Regions from separate parts of the Homo sapiens genome. Here region 1 is linked to region 2. Evidence: read pairs that join two places in POLR2A ChIA-PET (ENCODE). Cell type or tissue: PC-9. All regions are shown on one strand.

Evidence for each region. ChIA-PET counts read pairs that join two places held together with the same protein. Peaks named below come from ENCODE experiments on the same cell type or tissue, not always from the same donor. Only the 100,000 strongest peaks of a DNase experiment are listed, where the experiment ranks them.
Region 1: POLR2A ChIA-PET joins it to region 2 with 13 read pairs; 2 of 35 experiments call an interaction of 5 or more read pairs at or near these places.

The regions. Positions count from the first base shown.
Region 1 is chr13:97,311,568-97,314,067 of GRCh38, reverse strand. The region is part of intron 2 of MBNL2 (muscleblind like splicing regulator 2); the gene reads right to left. Among named protein-coding and RNA genes, the nearest start is that of MBNL2, 90 kb to the right of the region's middle. In PC-9, no CTCF peak of the experiment used is centred here; no DNase peak of the experiment used is centred here.
Region 2 is chr13:97,191,321-97,193,820 of GRCh38, reverse strand. It overlaps a transcript of MBNL2 not described here. Among named protein-coding and RNA genes, the nearest start is that of LINC00456, 13 kb to the right of the region's middle. In PC-9, no CTCF peak of the experiment used is centred here; a DNase peak (open chromatin) is centred at 1,390; H3K4me3 peaks cover 68 bases; H3K27ac peaks cover 2,500 bases.

The DNA.
Region 1 (2,500 bases), 120 kb before region 2:
CATAAGGTCTTTGGCTTTTACTCTGATTGAGATGCAAAATCAATGGAGGGTTAATGCACTAGAACATATTACTGAGAGGTTTCCATGTTCTTCACATATTTTTTAAATGTATTAGCAACTTTAATAAATTATGAGAAAGTGCATTATGTCAAACTCCCAATTGCTAAATACTGCTGATCTCATACAGATCTCCATTTAGGACTGCCCTTGTGATCACAGAGCAGGTCAGAGCCTGGGAGAGCATAAAGGGCTTACATGTAAGAAGCCCAGGTGTAGTGGGCCACACTATTTCCAGTGTGCCTGCCTCAGACCTTGAAAGAATGTGTGTGGCTATCCCTGAAGCCTACAGCTCAGCCTTAAAATCCAGACAGCTGGGAATAGATCAGCCATCTCTGCTACCAGCTTTTGGAGCAGTGCTGCAGGGAGAAAGCTATCCATCAACAGCTGTTTAGGCAGCAGGCTGAAAATGCTCCTCCAAGAAGGGCACCAAGAGGAGAGACAGTCTCTCCAGCAGAGCAGGGAAAAGTCCTGGTCAAACTTCTGCCAACCCCATTTAATCTCACAATGTCAAGTCATCCTCAAATTCCATTTCCCTCTTCTGTTCAATAAGATCTTTTTTAAAAAATTTGATGGGATGTCCCACAAATAAAACATTGGCTGATTAGAATTCAAGTTCCTTCTGTGCAGCAGTGGGTCCTATGTGTTGTGAGAAGACAAGAGTGCAGTTAGATGCATGGAAAAGAAAAGCAGGGAAAACCATTGAAAATTGCTTCAGAATAAGCAAATTGATAGCTTAGATTCTATTTTGAGGATTTAGAGTTAACACCTTGGACCTGCCTTTATCCTGACAAAGGCAAAGATTCAAAGAGCCGTTGGACCTTTAGAATTTAGGGAGCACCACTAGGAGCCTCCACTTTCCAATTCATGGTCCTGAGGTCTAGAGGAATTGACTTCTTTTTGGCCTATCTATTTGCAATTTCTCCCAAGAATTTCTAGAATTTATTTTCCTCTGTGCTTCTCAGTGTTTCCCTCTGTAGACGATTGCTACCCCAATGGATGCAAGTTGTCACCAGGGGAACATGGTTGCATGTAGCACCAAATACTGCTTGTAGACTGAATAAATACTGTCTTACAAGTAAGTACATGTATGATAGTTTCCAAAGTTATAAACTCTACTGTGAGGAATAAAATGCAGATTCAGACATATAATTTTTAATTGAATTCACAGTAATTTTTGTAAAGTGTGTTCCCAATGAACAGGTAGTGAAAACATACTTAGTAATATAGATGCACAGAGAAAATTTTTCAATGCCAAAAGAGGAATTTTAATTCTTTGAAAACATATGAGTAGTAAATGATAAGTAATAAAATGAATCTAAGTTGTGGGCTACTTAGAATTCTAACTCAATGGCTGTGGTTAGAGCAAACTATGGGTTATGAAGACCAATGAGGAGAAGAGACATTCTAGGGTTTCCTGGTCTTTGAGAGCTACCATTATAGACTCGTTTCTTGGAGATATTTCCTATTCTTCATGATCCAGGAATTTTGCAATGATAATAATCCTGAAATCATTAAAGCTTCAGTGTGAAGTAATTTGTTAATTACCTACCTCCAGTAAAAGAGGATGTTAGAATAGAGAGAAAATAACAGACTTCATGAGAAACAAGTGCAAAAACATGAAATAAGGAAAAGTACTCAAAAAGGAAGGTGAAATGGAAGAAATGCTGCAAGTAGAAGAGAAACTTCTCTGTTTTAATCATGAGAGGATATTGGATTTTATCAAATACTTTTTATGTAACAACTGAGATGATGTTTTCCGTCCCCTTATTCCATTAACAGAATGTATTCCATTGATTGATTTTCATGCACTCGGAAGCACTTTGCCAAAGGCTGGAGCAACTGTTGACATGTGCAGCTATACTTTTCTTATATGAATCTGTTTTTCAAGTTATTGTCTATGCTGGATCGTTTCCAGAATGTTCTCACATGCCATGGGGATTTGAAGTTTTAAAACTTTACAATGTTTGAACTCAACACTAAGAGCTAGTTTTTAGTCATCAGTTGGTTTCATTCAAGTTAACACCAAGAGTAGAAGCTCTTTTCCTTCATTCAAAGAAAAAATAAGATCAAGAATAACACAAAAAAGGACTATCTGTAATGGAATGTGGGGCAGGTTATACAAAAGGAGGAATATTGGTGTTTGGACATTCACTTAAAGAGATTTAACCGAAGAGGAGGCTTAGGAGGCTGCTAAGGAGAGAGGACTGTTGGACGTTAACCCACCTGTAGCCCCTTAACGGTATTTCCTCACATGTTTAATTCAGGCAGCTTCCATGACCTCAAAGCAAACAAGGAGGACTTCTGCATGAGCACCACACATCTACACATGGTTTTTTTTTAAAAAAAAAAGAAAAAAAATCCCCTCTAAAAATCCAACGCTATCTCAAGAAATTGATTTTTCTAAGGAATACAATTTCAGTTTGCTATTTTTGTATTTATG
Region 2 (2,500 bases):
AGTTAAGGGCAGTAAGCAGTGTGATGACATGGCCTGACTCTGGCTACCCGCTTCTTGACGTCTCTCCTACCACCACTAAAGTCTCAGCCACTGTGGTTTCCTTTCCAGACAACTGCCACATGCTGATCTCTCCACTCCCACTCTTGCCTACCTGCAATCCATTCTCCACCTAGTAGCCAGAGTCACTTTACCTTGATTATCACGTTTAATCCCCACAAAATCCCAAAGGTAGAAACTATAGTTATCTACATTTTACTGATAAAATAATTGAGGTTCAAATATTTTGCTCATGTTTACCTAAGCCAAGATTTGCAAACTCAGTTCAGCTGCAGGATTTGTGCTCTTAACCCATACATTGTATAATACATCCTCCCCATTTGTCAACTTTAATCTCAGTGGAAGCCAAGTCCAGCCCAGTGTCTACCAAACATACTTTTCAGTGTTCTGCTTTTCCACTCTTGCCACATCTCGCCCTCAACTGTCGTAGGGCCCTTGGGCCCCATCAACTTGGCAGAACCAAAATCCAACTAAAAGAGGGTATCTTTGCCCCCAGGCTGGAATGTCTAGGATGGAAAGTGTTTCAGAGAATGCATTGGTCCGCTGGGGAGAGCGGAACTGCTGTTCCTTTCTCACCTGCTGGGTTTCTCTTTTCTTCACTTCTGACTTCCTCCTGACAACCTACATTAAGTCTGACCCTTTGCACCAGGCACCCAACTGCAGCCTTCTTTCAAAACAGCTCTTGTCCTCCATGTAACCACTGAGCTAAAAAAATGTCAGGGTTCTTTAGACTTGGGTGGGAAGTGGACAGCAGCTTGGACAAAGCTATCACATCAAAATAGCTGCCGGGTCTCTCTTGATTGAATTGTCTTGGGACTAAAGCCCAGAATTGTAAACTAACGTCTATTTTTCACCCGCTGGCTTCCTGGGTTTGTTTCAGCCTTCGGGTGAAACTATTGGATACTGGACATCCATACACACCTTGACTTCACTTCCTTTTTATCATAACTTACACCTTTAGAGGCATTGCAGCTGAGCTGCTTGTTTGAGAGTGAAAGCTAATACTATGTTTTTCGAACTGTGGCCACAGGTTCCTGGGCCCACCCTAAGTCAGAATCTCTACAGGTCAGGTCCTTGGCTAATTCTAATCTTTGGTGTCTAAAGGCTCTTTTCAGCCTTTTCTCAGGATCATGGGTTTCCTGATTGCCAAACCATGGACAGGAAATAGGGCAGCTCAGCTGGGCACCCACGAGGCTGTTCAGGTTCAATAATTCTTGGGCACCCTCTGTCTATATTGAGGAGTTCAATTTCCTCTGCTTTCCAACTGGTTTCACCCTTGGAGTATTAATTATTTTCTTAAGCTCTGGTGTTAGCCCAGCCTTCAATTCCAAATTCTTCACTCTCACTTCTGCCTCTGACTGTTTGCATTTGACACCTGCCAGGTGGACCAGGTCTGATCTTATCTCCTCTAGTGACAGACCAGTTCCAGCCCAGGGTCATATCTATTCTAATAGCGAAGATAACACAGAAACGTAGGGGTGGGGTCAGATCTGATCTAAATTAAATAGCTGGTACATTTTTGGGAAAGCGTGAACAATGAAGATTTTTTCCTCTCTTTTTTTCTGAATCCATATGCTTTAATATTCTTTCTGCTTCAGTATCTGAAGATGTTATTCTCTCATACGAGTTTCTTCCTTTTGAGGATTTGAATGTTAACCTCTAAAGGCCAACCAAGCTGCCACAGTAACAGGCCTGGGGTCAGGTTATTTCTGTGTTTTAGGGCATATAGCTAAAGACTCCCCATCTTACATAGCTACAGCAGAGAATAAAAGTTAGGAAATGCATCACAGTCATCCCTGACCTATAAACACCCAAATTATGACTGTCCTGTATAGAGGCATGTTCGATGCATGGGTGAAACATTTTCTTCTCTTTCTTTGAGAGGCCATGGCAGATGCAGGGTGTGGGATCCCTTCTGGCCATGTGCCAAGTACCCGGAGCAGCTGCAGAGGGCTCCCCCTTCCTAAGCTTCTTCTCATTGGCAGGGTGGCATCTCTCTGAGCTGTTCTGAAAACAGCTGATGTCTACTTGCAACATTTTGAGCTACCATTCATGAATACATTTGCCTATAGGTACAGTAAATAAATAATCATGCTAGTCCACAAAAATCCTTTTAATCCAAAACACAGCAGAGTTATTCTTCTTACATTTTGCCTGCACTTCCATCAAATAGGCATGGAGAGGCTGGCCTAACGTGGATAACATGTGTTTCTGTGTAGCTTGTGTTAATAACCTCACACAACTGCCGCAGGACTTTTCCTTAGTTCAGCTAAAGACGGGGTCCTTGTCCGTCCCACAGCCATGAAAATTCAAGCTGGCAGATGGTTTGAAGGGTGAGTAAAGCAGGGTTTTATTGGGTGAAAAGGAAAAAAGGGAAACAGGGACTCCTCAAGGCCAGAGTTCATCTAGTGTGCTTACTGCCTCGCAGCTTGAATCCCCAGCT